Regions from separate parts of the Homo sapiens genome. Here regions 1, 2 and 4 are each linked to region 3. Evidence: chromatin contacts called from ENCODE Hi-C or POLR2A ChIA-PET data. All regions are on one chromosome and are shown on one strand. The core of a region is the stretch at or near the end of the contact, and the rest is flanking DNA. Distances in the headings are between cores, read along the strand shown. Region 1 holds the start of PURB (purine rich element binding protein B). Region 2 holds the start of MYO1G (myosin IG). Region 3 holds the start of STK17A (serine/threonine kinase 17a). Region 4 has its middle 240 kb from the start of INHBA.

The links. Hi-C counts contacts between places; a loop is a spot of excess contacts on that map. ChIA-PET counts read pairs that join two places held with the same protein, here RNA polymerase II (POLR2A). Pooled maps may share reads with other maps.
Region 1: a map of natural killer cell shows a loop between it and region 3 (6-fold over the local background). The contact joins the promoter of PURB here to the promoter of STK17A in region 3. A Hi-C loop is called at or near these places in 1 of 168 maps with a recorded cell type or tissue (natural killer cell) and 12 of 50 pooled maps. POLR2A ChIA-PET finds 5 or more read pairs at or near these places in 1 of 52 experiments (A673).
Region 2: a loop to region 3 is called in a pooled map, with 9 times the contacts of the local background. The contact joins the promoter of MYO1G here to the promoter of STK17A in region 3. A Hi-C loop is called at or near these places in 1 of 168 maps with a recorded cell type or tissue (sigmoid colon), 2 of 37 single-sample maps with no recorded cell type and 12 of 50 pooled maps. POLR2A ChIA-PET finds 5 or more read pairs at or near these places in 1 of 52 experiments (GM12878).
Region 4: a loop to region 3 is called in a pooled map, with 10 times the contacts of the local background. The contact joins the enhancer-like site here to the promoter of STK17A in region 3. A Hi-C loop is called at or near these places in 7 of 50 pooled maps. POLR2A ChIA-PET finds 5 or more read pairs at or near these places in 2 of 52 experiments (A673 and activated CD4-positive, alpha-beta T cell).

What each region holds. Positions count from the first base shown.
Region 1 is chr7:44,883,064-44,887,208 of GRCh38, forward strand. PURB (purine rich element binding protein B) reads right to left here and starts at 2,467. Exons shown (of 1, transcript NM_033224.5): 1 at 1-2,467. The coding sequence starts at 2,285. The coding sequence ends at 1,347. RefSeq lists enhancers at 1,539-2,498, 2,647-2,896 and silencers at 1,957-2,006, 2,297-2,656.
Region 2 is chr7:44,977,236-44,981,736 of GRCh38, forward strand. MYO1G (myosin IG) reads right to left here and starts at 1,780. Exons shown (of 22, transcript NM_033054.3): 1 at 1,632-1,780. The coding sequence starts at 1,726. RefSeq lists a silencer at 1,723-1,812 and enhancers at 2,013-2,082, 2,113-2,162, 3,390-3,519.
Region 3 is chr7:43,580,050-43,584,414 of GRCh38, forward strand. STK17A (serine/threonine kinase 17a) reads left to right here and starts at 3,059. Exons shown (of 7, transcript NM_004760.3): 1 at 3,059-3,400. The coding sequence starts at 3,195. RefSeq lists a silencer at 2,679-3,458 and enhancers at 3,859-3,908, 4,039-4,148.
Region 4 is chr7:41,941,924-41,946,088 of GRCh38, forward strand. No RefSeq gene overlaps it. Among named protein-coding and RNA genes, the nearest start is that of INHBA, 240 kb to the left of the region's middle. Within about 2 kb of position 1,273, at least 7 of the 41 ENCODE cell types and tissues checked have a DNase peak (open chromatin) inside an H3K27ac peak, as active enhancers do.

The DNA of each region.
Region 1 (4,145 bases), core at 1,217-3,716, 1.3 Mb after region 3:
TCCATTCACAGATGGATTTCAGCTTCCACCGGGTGCACTGCTTGAATCACTCATCCATCATTTGCCAACTCTGATTGTGAGGTACTGATACAATGGATCAAGTTCTTAAAAATTTTAAAAGAATAAATGATGCTGGAATTCTGGACCTGAGGATCTTTAGTATTTGAACAAATCCACAGATTAAACTGAAGGTAAATTAAGACTTCAGTTTTGGTTATTTCCAACTTTTCTGTGAGGATGTATATCCATTAAAGCTCAGGCTTATAGCCACACTGTTACTTTTGTAGGTAATCTTCAAGTTTTATGGTTTAAAATCCAGCCAACCAGTGGCTGTAACAGCCGAATTAGCCATAATTCACTGGCTCACACAGTGGAGATCTGGCTCTCATTCATACCAAAGCATTTCTTGGTAATGACCTCCATATTTAGAGATCAGGGGAACAACTTTAGTGAGCAGCAACCAATCCACTCAAACAGTCTGCCTTGTGCTTTATGCCTGACTTTTTCTTGTGCCTACCTCAGCAACCCCCAATGTAAAACTGCTTTTATCTTTGAAAATTTTTTGTCAACTTTGAAACTATTTTAGTAACGGATTCTACTCCAAGCATTGCTATCTGAATCCACTGGCATCCTGGAAAACAATTCTGCGAAGAAAAGACATTTGCCTTGGTCCAGGTTCCATGCAAAACCATTTTTTTAAAAAAATGGATCCAATTTGGTTCTGTATTCTTAGATGGCTTCTTGAAATCTTATCTTTAACCTGTTCATGATTATCCCAAGTTGCATTTCTTTTCGTGAACCTGAACCCTCAGAACTGGGTAATTGTAAAGGCCTCTCTTCTCAAGGATTCCATGAAGACCTAGATCCAAAATGCTGATTTCAATGGAGGTGAAGGGATAGACACCGCAACAGTGAGGCCTAGAGAGATCTTTTATGCCAGATTACCCAGGTGCAACCTAAATGCAACTGTTATCAATGGTCTGGGTAACTTGGACATGTTTCTTGCCCTGGATGTGCAAGGATCTATTCCCTCCAGGGATTATCCTGATGGGTTTACGAACCTCAGTTGAGAAACAACAGAAGCTGAGACAATTTTACGCAGGTGAGGAGATGCTGTTTTCCTCTTTGCAGGTTGCTGTCAGTTCCTTGGAACTTGACTGCTTTTCTCAAGTTGTCCGTCACTGTTCTCTTACGATTATTTCTCTTAACTGTGTTACGTTTTGTTTTTTCCCTCTGCGGCCTCCCTTGCTCCCTCTCCACTAGCTCACTGGGGATGAGCAGGAAAGGGAATTCTCTAGCCAAGGGGATGGTGGTTGGGTGGAGGCCTGTAGGGGAAGCTGCCCGTTTCAATCCTCATCCACCTCCTCACCCTCTGACTCTTCGCCGCCGCCGCTGCCCCCACCACGTCGCTCATAAAGCTTATCCCTCTGTCGTTCCTGGATTTCTTTCATCTCATCCGCATACCGGCAAAAGGCGCCTCCGAACTTGCCCCAGGCTTTGAAGGGTACGGTGATGGCATTGCGGTAGGACGGCTTCACCTCGCTCACTCGCAGAAACACCCCGTATTTGTTGCAGCCCACATCGAAGAAGAAGCGCTTGGAGTCCACGGTGATGGAGGTGCCCTCCGGGAGCTCTCCATACAGGCCGCCCCCTGGGCCCCCGGCGCCGCCTCCCGGGCCGCCTGCCAGCTCGTCGTCCTCGCCTCCGTAGTCGTCTATGAGCTTCGCCAGCGCGTCGCGGAACTCGATGAGGCCCTGCGCAGGCAGCGCGATGGTCTGGCCGCTCTGCAAGCCGCCCGGCCCGGGGCCCGCGCCGAAGCCGCCACCGCCGCGGTTGACCGTTTGGCGGATGCGCAGGAAGCGGCCGCGCTGGTTCTCCTTGAGGTCCAGGTAGTACTTGCGGTTCTCACGCACCAAGAATTCGCTCTTGAGCGCGCGCCGCGGCCCGCCGCCCTCCTCGGCGCCAGCCGCCAGCTGCTCGGGGCTGCTAGGGCCCAGCTGCGCGTAGTGTTCTATGAAGTCGCCCAGCGAGTCGCGGAACTCGGCGGCCACCGCCATGGACAGCGTGAGGCGGCTCTTGGAACCGCCCGCGCCCACCTCGGCGATCTTGAGGAAGCGGCCCTTGGCGTTCTGCTTCACATCTAAGTAGAAGCGCTTGTTCTGGATGTCCAGCCGCTTCGAGGCCAGCTCCTGCGTCTCTTGCTCGCCGCCGCCGCGGGACGCGGGCTGGAACCCGCACGGCCCACCGCCGCCGCCGCGCTCGCTGCCGCTGTCGCCGTCCGCCATCTTCTAGGCCGCCGCCTCGCCGCCACCGCCCGCCGCGCTCGCGCCCCCGCCCTCCGGCTCGCGCTCCGGGGCCCCCCAGCCTCGCCCGCCCGGCTCGCTCACGCGCTCCCGCCGCTCATCGCCGGCCGCCGCCGCCCCCCCATCGCCTCCGCGCCCCGCCCCCGCGACTTCCGTGCAGCCCTAGCCACTTCCGGCGCGCGATTTCCCGTGAAGTCACTCCGTCCCGCCCTCCGCGGCCTCGCGGCCGGAAGCGCCGCGGCGGCGTGGCGCAGAGGGGTGACGTCAGGGGCCGCGCCGGGCGGGCGGCAAGCTGAGAGTAGGCTAGTGTTACTGCTCGGTTTCTAGCCCTGGGGACTTGCCAGCCTTAGCGTGACTCAGCCGCCCGCTGCGTCTGTCTACGCGCCTCTTCCCGTGACACTTTTACTTTAGACTCCGGTGTCGTCCACTTCCCTCCTTCTCGCTTCCGGGGCGTTAGCTGAGCATACTCAGGCCCCAGCCTGCTCGCGCTGGTTGTGTGCTGGGAACAGAGTTCCAGTCTATACACTGGCGACCGGGGGGAGGGAGATCCTTTGGAGCACTCGGAAGCGGGTTCTGACCAGCCTGTGGGGTTCCCTAGAGGAGGCATGAGCTGACTCTGAAGGGCAAACTGCAGTTGGCCTGGCAACTCTGGAGAAGAGCCACCCAGCATAGGAGACGGCAGTGCAGAGGCACCCAGGGCCTGATGCTGGGAGCTCAGAGCAGCTGGGGGTGTGTATGCCTGAAGAATGGTCGTAGATGACACTGGAGGGTGGATTAGATCAAGGAAAGCCATTTGCAGTGCGGGAGAGTTAGTGCCTACCCCAGAGTCTGGAGCCACCGTATGTGATCAGGTTCACATTTTGGAAAGATCACTGTGGGAACAATATAGAAAGAAGATGATTTAGGATGAGGTTAGATTTGGGATCCAGAGATCAGTTAACTGTCCCCACAGTTAGCCATATTAAAGTGGTTAAGGAAATTGACTGCCAATCTTTAGTTTCTTTATCAATAAAATGAATAATTCCTATGAGGTCTTTTTGTTGTAAGCATTGAGGTGTAACAAGAGGCAGAATTGGAATAGTGTTAAAAAGTGTAGGCTCTGCAACTGCACTGGGTTTGAATCTGTGACCTTGACCAGTTACTTGATTTTCCAAAGCCAAAATGTCCTCATCCTTAAATTTTTTTTTTTTTTTTTTTGAGTCTTGCTCTGTCACCCAGGCTGGAGTGCAGTGGCGTGATTTTAGCTCATTACACCCTCCACCTCCCGGGTTCAAGCAATTCTCCTACCTCAGCCTCCTGAGTAGCTGGGATTACAGGCAACCGCCACCACACCCGGCTAATTTTTGTATTTTTAGTAGAGATGGGGTTCCACAATGTTGGCCAGGCTGGTCTTGAACTCCTGACCTCAGGTGATCTGCCCGCCTCAGCCTCCCAAAGTGCTGGGATTACAGATGTGAGCCACCACACCCAGCCTAAATGTAGTTATTCATAGATAGTGAATCCAACAATGGACTTGTAAAGAACACAAATAATAGATAACCCAATATAAAAGGTGAAAGATTTTAACAGACACTTCGTCAAAAAAGCCAGTAAGCACATGAAACAGTGCTCAACATTATTCATCATTAGGGAAATATAAATTAAAGTCAGAATGAAATACCAACTAGAATGGCTAAAATTAAAAAATGTAACATCAAGTGTTGAGAAGGATGTGAAGAAACTGGAACTCATACATTGCTAGTAAGGATATAAAATGGTATAAATGCTTTGGGAAACAGTTTGGCAGTTTCTTATATACCTTTCATAAAATAAGACCCAACATTTCCACTTTTTTTTTTTTTT
Region 2 (4,501 bases), core at 530-3,029, 1.4 Mb after region 3:
CTGGTGCCATCCTGGGTGAGCTGAGCCACTCAGAGACTGTCTCCATTGCGGCATAGAGTTTGGGGTCCACAGTGGTCTCCCCAGGGATCCCAAGGTCACTGGAAACATGACCACTCATTTTGCAAAGGAAACAGACTTGCCCAAGACTGCACTGGGTGCCGTGAGTCAGGGCTGGCTCCTGGGGTGAACCCCGCAGGGCAGATGGGGAGATGGGGTTGAGAAGTGACTGGGCTGGGAGGGGAAGGAGGGGCCTCCTCGGCTGTTTCCTGTCTCAAGGCCTGGGCGGGAACCCAGAGACAAAAGGGGACCCCACCCAGCCCCACCCAGATGACAGGGAGGGAGTTGATGTCGTTGTCTTTACACCCCCGACCCCCCAGCCTGTGGCCAGTGGCTGCTGCCTCTCCCCTGGCACAGCCTCAGACTTCTTGACCCTTTCCTTCACAAACCTGGTCCCCAGTGGGGGTGGATGTCTGCCCTTCTCTTGACCTTTCTGCCCCTGGGAGGAGGACTGGCAGGCCTGCCCCTCAGACCCATCTCCCCTTGGTGTGTGGTACCCACCCTTCCCTGGATGGCCCTGTCTCCCGGCAGCCTGTCCTGGGTGGGCCTGTCCTGAGGTTCCTCTTTCTCCACCACCTCTGACATGGGTTTTCCTGGGCCTAGCTCCCATCCTCCTACAAGCTGGGGATGAGGGCACAAGTCACCCACGTCTCCAGGGCTCAGTGTTCTCCTCATCAAAATAGAGAGGACAATGTTTCATAAGCTCATTTTATAAGAATGAGGTAGAACAATGTGCACAAAGTGCTTAGCTCACGTCCTGGCTAGCCCTCCTCTTTGAGCCAGGCTCGTGGTCTCTTGCCTTCGGTGCTTAGTGGGGATCCTGGTCCCCAAGCTCTCCCCAGGGAGCTTCCGGAGTACACAGCGAGTGGCCTTCTGCCCCTCCCTGGGAGTCCTGGCAGGAAGCCCAGCTGCCTGTATGGCCACCCTACTGTGCCATGCCCCTACCTCCCGGGCTTCTCCCTGCCCTCCACCTGCCCTCCTTGATGGTAAATTGGGCTCCAATATCACTTCTACCAACTGTGTCCTGTGATACTCCATGTACCCCAGGAGAATGTCACCTCAACTTGGTGGGAATGTTTGGACCCTAGGGTGGAGCCTGACTGCTTCATCTCAGTGTCCCCAGGGCTCAGGCCAGGCCCCATGGATGAGATGCATCGAGGGAGCATCAACAACTGGCTGGGAAGTGGCTGGAGGGAGGTGCCCCTGGTCCCTCCTGGAAAGATAGTGCCTGGTATGTATCTGTCCAAGAAGTGTCATGCCCTGGCCCCGTCGGGCAGGAAAGAAGGGGCAGAAGATGCCTGGACTGTGTGGGAGGCAGGGGTGGGTTGAGGTGGTGGGCAGCTCCGGTGCTGACTTGCCAGCCCTGACAGGGACAGTTGCCTCCTTGTCTGTTCCTGTCCCCTGGGGCCGTGCTTTGAGGCACTCATTTCAGCCCCATCTGGTCTGGGTGGGTGTGTGCCACTGCCCCCTCCCTTGGACAGCAGCGTGCCTTCCTCTTTCCCTCAGGTCTCTGCGAGGACGCAAGGTGGGAGACCCTGGAGGAGGGGAGCCACTGCCTCCTGCCCTGGGCCTACCTGAGCTGCAGGTTCCTCATGAAGTCCTCCATGGTCACTTGGTCCAAAAGCACAAAGTCAGGTTTGCCATACTCAGGGCCTTCCTCGTCCTCCATCCTGCCGGCTGGAAACACCTTGCCTCACCTTCCTGTGCCTGCTGGAAGGACAGTGAAGGAGAGGGGGAGGGAAGGCTAGGGGAGGCCCCACCGCCCCCGCCCTGCCCCACCAGCCTCCTCCAGTGCTGGTGTAAAGTAGGAAGTGGGTTCTAGTCCTGGGAGGGGCTGCCCTCCGCACTTGCCACTCCTTCCCCCTCGAGGTGCTCTAAACCCTGCTTCCTGTCCCTGCGCCCCACAAGGAGGCTGTGCCTAACGGTCTGACCCGTTTGCACGCCAGGGGCGAGGGGCCGGATGCTGGGTCCTCCCCGCTTTGGAGGGTTCTTCGCTGGCCTCCTTCGGAAGCTCCCCTCCACCCACAAGCAGGAGACAAGACTCCGTGGGTTGGCTTCCAACCCTGGCAGCACGTTAGAGTCACTTGTGGGACTTTAAAGAAAGATTTTTTGACGTGATCTTGGTTACCTGGCTGTGTGTGTCTCTCAAGTCAGAACTGAACACTAGATGCAATATACTGTATGTACATTGTACATTAATACAAAAATGAAAAAGGATCCTAATGCCCAGGCCTTTGGGGTGGGGGCAACAGCCTTCTTTGCAGTGTGAAGGCCACACTGGGGTGTAGACGAGCAAAGCTTCTTGTGTGACCTGCCAAGGGCCAGTGGTCCTAGCACTGCAATTCCCCACCCCAGCCACGGGGGAGGGACAGAGGACCCCAGAGCATCCTCTGCATGGGGCTGGCCTTCAGTGGGACCCCTGTGCCCCTAACTGTCCTCTGCCTTGTACTTGTGTCCAGCCGATCCCCCATAAACTGCAGTGAGGACCAGGAACATGCCTGGAGCCCTGTGGCCTCATCTCAGAGCTGCTGTCCCTGCACTTTGAAGATGAGGCAGCGCATTTGGGGAGCGGCTGCATTTAGGGAGTGGCCAAAATCTCCAGACACTGCATTCCTGACACTTAGTGCTCCTGGAAGAAGTGGGAGGGGTGCAGTTCTCTTAGCTTCCAGGCAGACTGGAAAAAGTTCTTTTTCATCCCAGGACAGACTGGGGCAGGTCACACCCATCCTCTAGGAACACTGGGGCGATTCTCTCATCAAAGGTCAAATGGATGCAGTTCTCTCTCATCCTACAAATAGACTGGTGACATTTCTCTTTCACCCCTTCCCTCATACAGGGAGGTCAAAGGGCAGACTCCAGAATTCCCAAACTTCAGTCATTCATGTGCTGCCTTTGAGATTTGTTGTACTCATAAGCACTAGTTTAACTATTGTCTTTCAGTCATCCCATTTTTTAAACTTTGAAGTAATGGATAGGCAAGTTAAGTTTATTTTTTTCTCTCGAATACCTTAAAGCAAATGCATTCCTGATAAAACTGAAAGTACTTATTCAAGTACCTAATAAAACTGAGTCACGCACCACTGCAATAAGGGGCCACTGGCCTGAAAAATCCCCAAATTTGTAAGTGGGCAGCCTCTGGCTCCACCCTGGGCCAGACCTGGGGCTCCTCTTGGGCAAATTCAAAGTCAGTCCTTCGGAACTCTGACAAGTGTGGCCTCCTCCCCACCCCCAGGCTCTTGGGCTGGTGCTTTTGAAGGGTTTCCCAAACCTACACTCAAGTCTGGGAATTCTCACCCAGACTCTTGCCAGCTCATCTGTCTTTTCAAGTTTCACTTCCCCAACCCCCAGGGAGTCAAGCCAACCAGTGGAACCAAGATGGCTGTATTCCAGTAAAACGTTAAGGACACCGAAATCTGAACTTCGCAAACTTTTCATCTGTCACGTAATCATACTATTTTGGGTATTTCCCCCACCACTAACCACTTAAAAATGTCAAGACCACTCTTAGCTCAGAGATTTGGCTGGTGGGAGGAGTTTGCCCGCCCTTGCTTTAGCTGCTGCTGGTTGCTGGGACCCTGGGCGTCCTTCCTTGGTAGTTTGCACAAATTTGCCATGCATTGCCTCATTTGATTCTCATGACACATGTAGGAGTTACTGTTATTTTCATTTTACATATATTAAAACCGAGGCTGAGATGACATCACTACAAAGGAAGTTCCCTCCTGGGTCAACAGACCTCTGGGCCCTTATAGCACTGAATTCAGTGGGTCCTACTCAAATCCCAGGGAAAAGTCGGTCAGTCAGAGTCACGGCCTGGTCCTCAGAAGGGAGGACAAATGGTAGCTCTATCTGCAGCTTCCCCAGGGCATGCTCCTTACAGGGTATGACTGGTAGAACAGGTAGATGAACAAAGGCAGAGGCTCCTAATGGAAGGACAGCAAGGAGGGGCCACCACCAACTCAAGCCTGGCAGGGGCTGAGGAAACCATCCTGGCCCCAGTGAGTTTCCCTCTCATTATCTCATCTGGATCAGTTTCACAATGCCTGCCTCCACCAGGGCTCCTACGGCTGCACCTGCAGGTCCCTTGCCCTCACCCTCCTCGTTGCAACCTTCAAATCCCAGGCTTGCTCTGTTGGTGCTGACCTTGCAGCAAATCCCCAGCCCCAGAAAAATGTCCCCTTTCAGGGGAGTTGCTTTTTCGGCTCTACACAACTGTACCATAACTTAGTATTTCTATTAAAAATTTTTTTTTTTTACCTCATCTGAGGTGATACCATTGGGCTAATTGTAGGGGAATGGCTCTACCTAGGGGTATACTCTCATAGGCCACAGGCCACACAGCTCAACTGAGCCTCCTGGAACTGAGAGTGGAGGCCTAGGAGGCGCTGCCACAAGGCCAGCTCCATTCCCCGCTCCATCCTTCTGGGAGGCTATCAGGAGTTAC
Region 3 (4,365 bases), core at 1,809-4,308:
GTCTCGAACTCCTGACCTCAGGTGATCTACCCTCCTTGGCTTCCCAAAGTGATCATCTATTTGTTTCTACTTGTCTGTGTTCCTTTTTTCCCTTTCTTGCTTCTTTTATTTTTTATTTTTTCATTTCCCCTCTTTTTTACATGTTATTCATTCTTTTTCTATTACTTTTGCTGTTATTCTAGAGATTATAATATTCATTATTGATGTATTAAAGCCAAGTACTTTTATCAATTCCTATACAATCCTAGGACTTTAGAACACTTTACTTTCATTTACTCTATCTCACTTTTTGTGCTGCTATTGTGTATATTTTAATTCTACATATATTTAAACTTCACATGACGTTATTTTTATTGTTTTATATAAATTGTGTTTATTTATATCTATCCATATATATATATGTATTTATATCTATCCATATATAAAAGGATTGATTGCTCTTCATTCCTTTAGATGTCTCCATGATTTCATTTGGGATTATATTCCATCTGCCTGAAAAACTCCTTTTGGAATTTCCTTTAATGTAAATCAGCTGATGATCTTAGTGTTTCTTGGTTATAAAACTGGCTGTATTTTATTTTCAATTTTGAAGATCATTTTTACTGGGTATATAATATAGGTTGATAGGTAATTTCTCCTAGCGCTTTGAAAACATTTGAAGGTGTTTAGGCTTCCATTGGTTCTTTGAGAATAAGCTTTTAATTTTATTGTTGCTCATTTGCAGATTATATCTCTGTTTTCTTTGCTGATTTTAAACCTTTTCTTTTTGATTTTGTTTCTCAGTAGTTTACAATGTGCCTAGACATGGTTTTCTTTGCTTGAAATCCTGCTCTATGTTCATAATGTTTCTTGACTCTGAGAATTGTTGTTCATTAGTTTTAAAAAATTTCCAGCCGTTATCTTTTCAAATACTGCTTCTTTTCCTTTTTTCTCTCACCTCTCTTCCTGATATTCCAATTACGTGTGTGTTAGAATGTTTTACCACATATCACATGTGTCATAGTCTCCTTTCTGAGACCTTATCTCTTTTATAGAAAGTTCTTTCATATCTCTTGTATGTCATTTTTCATATTTTGTTTTGCTTATTAGCTTCACTAATTCTTGCTTAAGTTGTATCTCATCTGTTATTAAGCCCATAATTCTGTAGTAGTTTTAGTTAGTGTGTTTTTTTCTCCAATTCCAAAATTCCATTGTATTCTTCTTTGGAGTTTCCAGTTCTCTGCTGAAAACTCTTTATCTTGCAATTTAATTTCTTGAAGATATTTAACAGAATTATTTTAAAATCTGTCTTTAAACTTTAATATCTGGATCTTCTGTGTGTTTATTTCTGTTTTCTTTTTCCCTTAGTTTTTAAGACAATTCTGTGTCCTTTGTTTAAATTAAGTTTCAGACATGGTGTATAAAATATTATATGGGTAATGTGTTGCTCTGAATGATGCTTTTTTTCCCCAGAGAGAATATTTACTGTTGCCATTTGAAGCTGGTTTTCAGCCCTTGGGTCTATTTCCCGTTCATCCACACCCCTAGGGTATAGCTCTTCGGAGTCCCAGCTGAAAGCCTAGTTGCTTACCAGCCCCTCATCATAAATAGGTCCTAAACTCCAATTTTTTTTTTGTCTCCCCAACCCCATGAGATGACTGAAAGCTCTGCTTACTTTCTCACTCTTTCAGCCATGGCTTTAAAATCATCAAATACCTCATGGGAAAAGTGGTGGCTTTCTGAGCTGCCTATCTTTCCAGGATTTCAGTCATCCAAGTCCTTGCTGGGAGAGGAAATTTTTAACTTTTGTCAACTTTTCTATTTTTTCTTAGTGAGAATATTGAACACAAATAAACTAGTATATCAGTGCCAGAAGCAAAACTCCACTGAGACAGTCTGAGTAGAGCAGTGGTGTGATTTGGTTTCGATTTTTAAAAGATCACTCTCATTGCCTTGAAAATGAACTATGCGACATTAGGGAGAAAGAAGGATGGAAGCAGGTGGTCCAGTTAGTAAACTATCACAATAATCCAGGTAAGAGATAACGATGGCTCAGGCCATGGTGGTAAGGTGGAAATAGAGAGAAGTGATCAAACGCCGCATCTAGTTTGAAGGAAAAGACAAGAGGGTTTACTGACAAACTGGAGATGAGCATGAGAGAGGAATCAATGCTCATCCCAAGATTTTTGGCCTGAACAGCTAGAAGGAAGGAGATGAAGAAAACTGAGACGGGGAAAGCTGGGTAGGAGTGCATTCATGAAGACCAATCAGCAACTTACTTTTGTGTATGTTAAGTCTGAGATGCTAATTTGACATGTAAGTGGAGATGCCAAATGCATAGTCAAATACACCAGTCTGAAGTTCAGGGAATATTTGGAAGCTAGAGATACAAATTCTGTAGTCATGAGCATATAGATGGTAATTAAAGTCGTAAGACCGGATGAGAGGACCTCGAAAGTAAATATAGAGACGACTACAGACAATATAATAGTGTCTATTTCATAGGGCCGGTGTGCAGGGTTAATAATATTTATACAACTCTGCCTCCAGACCCCTCTCCCAGTGTACGGAGATCAGGATCTCATCACCCCTCCCCACCACGTGAAGTCCTGCTTACAGCTCAAATGCCTTTTATTAACCGAAGTGCCTCCAGACCCCTCCCCTCCTCACCACGTGAAGTCCCGCTTACAGCTCAAATGCCTTTTATTAACCGAAGGTCAGCTTTTGTGACTCTCAGACGCTCAACAGGTGCGCAACTCTGCTAACGCAGTAGGCTGTCCTGGCCAAAGGGTGGTGCTGTGAGTCGCCTCCAGCCTCCGGGCCGTCCCGAAAGCTGCACCTTCTCCCCCTGAGCTGCAGAGGGCGCGCGTGAGGCATCGGGCGCTCAGGACCCCGCGGGAGCTCAGCGAGGGGGCGGGCGGCCACGGAGTGAGGCCGGGGCGGGGTCGGGCGCGGGGCGGACGTGGGGAGGGGTTGGCCGGGGCCAGAAGCAGGGTGCAGGGCAGGCGCGGGGCGGTCACGGGGGCGGGGCCGGTCGCGGGGCGCGGGGCGGGCCCGAGCTACCGGTAGTCTGCCTGCCGCAGTCCGAGCGCCGCGCTGGGGAGAGCGGGTGTTTGAAGGCTCCGCGGACCGGCACTAGGAGCCGGGGGCGGGTCCGTGACCCTCCGGCTGCTCGGAGTGAACAGGCGGCCAGGAAAGAAGCGGGCCTGAACACCATGATCCCTTTGGAGAAGCCAGGCAGCGGCGGCTCCTCCCCAGGCGCCACCTCAGGCTCGGGCCGGGCAGGCCGGGGTCTGAGCGGGCCGTGCCGGCCGCCGCCGCCGCCCCAGGCCCGCGGGCTGCTGACAGAGATACGCGCCGTGGTGCGCACCGAGCCCTTCCAGGACGGCTACAGCCTGTGCCCGGGCCGGGAGCTGGGCAGGTGAGGACGGGCGGGGCCCGGCGCGGAACCTTCCCGGACGCGCGGGGCGGGACGTGGGCGCCGATAAGTGCCGGCGCCGCGGCGGCGAGGCTGAAGTGGCGTTGCTGCTGCCGATAACGCGCGTTGTGACTTGGCACAAACTTGGGTGCCGACGGCAAGTAGGGCAGCCGAGTCGCACCAGCGCCCCCTCCACGCGCCGCGCCCAGCAAGCGAGTGGTGGTAACTCGATGGCGGTCCCGGAGGCGCGGACACTTTCCTCAGCCCTTTCGTTCTCTGTGGCGTTTCGAATGGCTATTTAACGAGAGAAGGTGCGGGCCGCGCTCTGCCTTTCACCCCGAGCAGCGGGTCTGAAAACCAGAGGTCTGTGGAGCCGACTTTGCATTTTTCCTTCAACTCTTGCGACTTTCTTGGTCTGCCTGTGTGGTTTTAATAAAATACAGCATCCGTTGTGACCGCTTCCTTTGCACCGGCGCTCTGTTACCTTGTGTCGGTCTTCTGCTGAATTCATTTTCGTTTTCTTGGTTGGTTTTCTGCCGTTTTAGTTCTAAAGCATTTAGGTCCCTTTGCTTCGAGTTTAGATTGGTTTCTTTCGTGGGCGCTTGGCCCTTTTCTCGCTTTTTACTTTGCTGGGAACCGATTCTTGCCTTCTCCCCCCACCCCACGCTAGCCCACCCTTTTTTTGTGGGAGTAGAGAGAGCTTACAACTTGGTCTGTAAAGTTGCAGGTGCAGGCTGTTCGGATGCTTTACATTTTGTATGCTGAAGAGGGGTGATCGAGTGATTTTTGTGGGGTTTGGCGACTCTTCCTTGAGAACAGTTTGAAGAAGTTGTTAAATACTCTGGCTTTGGGGGCAGACCTGAGTTCATATTCGTGCCCTTCTTGCTGTGTTTGCCTTTGGAGGGGTTAGACTCTCCAGCCTCACTTTCCTCATCCGTAAAATCGTATAATGATGACAGTACCTACCT
Region 4 (4,165 bases), core at 23-2,522, 1.6 Mb before region 3:
CATGCTTCTTTTGGCACAGAGTTCATCTATATCCATGTTTGAAGTGATTGCCCGGACATGAATATAAGGGTCACTGCCTAACTCGCTGCAATAGTTAAAGGGAGTAACGAGAAGGGGGCCCTGCTGAGTGGTCTGGAGTGGGGTAAAATGAAAGGCAAACACACCGCCCTTGATGATTTAGACTCCTCTACAAGAGAGACTAATCTACTACATAGACTAGGACACATTCCACAGATGAGGAAACAGAGGCTCATAGAAAGTTCAACAACTGGCCGGGCGTGGTGGCTCACGCCGGTAATCCTAGCACTTTGGGAGCCTGAAGCAGGCGAATCACTTGAGGTCAGAAGTTTGAGACCAGCCTGGCCAACATGGTGAAACCCCATCTCTACTAAAACTACAAAAAAGTAGCTGGGCTTGGTGGGGGGCGCCTGTAATCCCAGCTACTCTGGAGGCTGAGGCAGGAGAATTGCTTGAGCCGGGGAGACGGAGGTTGCAGCGAGCGGAGATCGTGCCATTGCACACCAGCCTGGGGGACATAAGTGAGACTCTGTCAAAAAAAAAAAATTCAAAAGTTCAACAACTTGTGCAGAGCCACTTGCTACCCGAGGACCCGTGACTCAAGCACATCGGTGTGGTTTAAAGTCCACCCTGTGGCTCCTCTCACGCTCCTCCTACCTCCGGGTCAAGGGGCGCTGATGTAAGGCATTCCGCTTGTGCCTTTCAAAATAAACAACTGCTTTCAAAAGACAAACGGAATTATACATAGACTAGGACAGTTGAAAAAATGCTAGATTCTGTCCCCGCAGGGAAGTGGCCGACCCGATGTGTGGAGGGGCTGGGAGCTGCCATGCCCCGCACAACCCGGCGCACCCTGCGGGCTTCACGCGTGGGCTTCACGCGTGGGACTCGCAGGCTCAGTCTGCAGGGGCGCTGCTGTCACCGCACCCGCCTCCCCAGCTCAGGCAGCCCAGGACTCCCTCTGGCTTATATGTAGTAAAAAACAAAGGCAGTGTCTGGTTCAGATCCAAGAAAGCCACAGCAGTGGCCACAGAGATGTTTCTCCAAGTCTCATATTGATGAATCCCAAGCATATTTGAACTGTTTAATACCCCCATCTCCAAAGATGCTCTTTTTTAGCTAGTGTCCAATCCCTATATTACAGTTCCTAAACAAGAAACATTCCCCGTGCTGAATCCGCGTGGTTCTTTCCTCTTCAGCGCAGAGAACGGAGGTGGAGATGGGCTCCGGTGCTCCCGCTGAACAGGGACGGTGCGCAGTCATTCCCCGCCTGCACCACGCGGTGGCAGCAGCAGCATGGGCTGAAGGGGCTGTTGGACGCGTTTGCAGCTCCGCCCGCTGAGAAGCCACTATTAAATGCCCTGCAAACTGGGCATTAATCCCCAGGCCCTCCACAAGTGTGGTGAGGGGAGTGTGGAGGGAGGGAAGGAGGGCAGTGGACAGTCAAGTCTTGGAGATTGTGCCTGATGGCTGAGTGTTCTGGAATAGGCCTGTCCTTTCTCTCATTGACAGGGGGAGCTAGAGCTGGCAGGAGAGGGCCAGGAATTTTTCTCTTGCTGACACTTTGCAACAGGTCTGGCCTTTGGACCCAGAACCCCATAAGACCAGGCCTGTTCTTTTGCCTATGAGACTTCCTCGTTCACAGAAGCTATGACTTCTAGACCAGGCATCGTTGACTTCTGGCCTCCTCCCTCTTCTTCTAAAATTTTCTCCAAAAAGCACACCCACTGGCCCCCCTGGTGTGTCCCCTCCAGCTCTGGTCCTCCAGGGCAAAGCCCAGACTCCTTCATGGGGTGTTTGGGGCCTATGCACCTTCACCCCGAGTTTTCACTCCTGCCAGTGCCTTATGTACATCCTGTCAACCTCCTTCCTGACCCTCATCTACAGAGGTCCACTCTCCCACCTCATACTGTCTCTTGTACCTTCCTCTCCACCTCTTCCTCTTCTGAAAGGGCCCCTCCTTAGTCAGTGTTTAACTCATGTTCTTGGAACCCTTCCCTGATGTCTGAACTGTTAATTATAACCTGTGCCACTTCCCTGGTGCCTGCAAACACTGCAAGACTTAACTCATCTCCTGCTCACAATGATTCAGTCATCTGGACAGATGAGGACACTGAGGCACAGATACATAAACTTGCCTGAGGTCCCAGAGCTAAGGAAGAGGCAATCTTAAATTGTCATCTCTGAGTAAACTCACATATTCTCTGCCTTGGAACTCAGAGACTGGGATTTTGCCACTATGTTTCTCTGTGACTGATTATGACCCAAACAATGTCATAACATCTTTTTTTTTGAAACATAGTCTCACTCCGTCACTCAGGCTGGAGTTCAGTGGCACAATCTCAGCTCACTGCAACCTCTGCCTCCCGGGTCCAAGCGATTCTCCTGCCTCAGCCTCCTGAGTAGTTGAGATTACAGGTGCACCACCACGCCCGGCTAATTTTTATATTTTTAGTAGAGACGCAGTTTCACCATGTTGGCTAGGCTGGTCTCGTACTCCTAACCTCATGTGATCTTCCTATCTCAGCCTCTCAAAGTGCTCAGATTTACAGGTGTGCACAACCACTCTCAGCCAATGTTTGTATTTTTAGTACAGATGGGGTTTTACCATGTTGGCCAGGCTGGTTTCAAACTCCTGAGCTCAGGTGATCCACCCTCCTCGGCATCCCAAAGTGCTGGGATTAGAGGCTTGAGCCACTGTGCCTAACCCCAAACAGGGTCACACATCTTGATTCGCAAAACAAGGAATGTGGAGAAGTGGTGAGGGTTGGGATCCCTGTTCTTGCACTTGCTAGCTGAGTGATTTCAGAAAGGTAACACACACACTTTCTCTTTCTCTCTCTCTCCATTTTTAAAGTGGTGGTAATACTAGTAAGACTATTATGAGAATAGAGATTAGAGATATAATATAAATGTGTTCAGTTTACAGTTGAGTCTGTGAGTGCAGTATCCAGAAGTATTCCATAAAATGGAATACTCCTATAGCCAGGAACTCAGCATCAGTCACTGTAAATGCAAATACATGCAGCCGTACCCGGATGGCTCTGCGGTTTCTTTTCTTTTTCTTTTCTTTTTTTTTTTTTTTCTGAGATGGAGTCTCACTCTGTCACTCAGGCTGGAGTGCAGTGGCAAGATCTCAGCTCACTGCAAACTCTGCCTCCTGGGTTCACGCCATTCTCCTGCCTCAGCCTCCTGAGTAGCTGGGACTACAGGCGCCTGCCACCACGCCCTGCTAATTTTTTGTATTTTTAGTAGAGACGGCATTTCACTGTGTTGGCCAGGAGGGTCTCCATCTCCTGACCTCATGATCCACACGCCTCGGCCTCCCAAAGGCTCTGTGAGGTTTCTAAATAAACACTGTAACTCAGAAATATGTGTTTGGAGGTATTAAACTGCAGAGAATTGAAGGATGAAAACTTACCAAGAAATATTAGCTAGGGCCCTTTCTTTGACAATGTATCCCACATGAGGTTAAATCCCATAGCTGTGACCCACAAGGGGGCCCAAGAAGCCCCAACTCTCATTTCCAGAGAACACTCTCCTTCTGCAGACCCCATTTTCCTTCCGAGCTTGCAGCCTGATTTCAGGGTGTGTACTGGTTCACAGTGACCCCCAATCTGACACCCGCCACCCCACCTTATGCACAGGACTTACCTGCAACCCTCAATTGCACGATTCAACCCCACACTTCTGGCTGGGATGCTGGTCACATCTAACCCTGACAGAGTCATTCCTAGACCCCAGGACTTTGGAGGTGGGAGTGAGGAAGAACCAGTCTCTGTAGGTGACTGTAAATCTGAACGAAGAACCTGGGCACTGTGGGCCACCATTTCCCACCAGCCAGGCAGAATAAGTGTGCTGGGTGGGATGCGTGAAGAGAGGATGGAGAAATCAGAATGTAAAGATGTGAAGAGGTTGCTCCCAGGGCTCCCAGTAACAATGTAAGCTCTCAGTTCTGCTCTCCCCAAAGGAGATCTCCCTACAGCACCATCACTCACCTGGCTACCTTGAATTGGCCTCTGTTCCTTGCCACCAAAAAATGTCCTAACTATGACGTCAAGCTCTCTGCAGCCAGAGACCCCCAACATGCTGTGATGAGAAAGTGCTGGACACTGGTGATCTTGTCCGCAGCCTCACACTGTGTCCT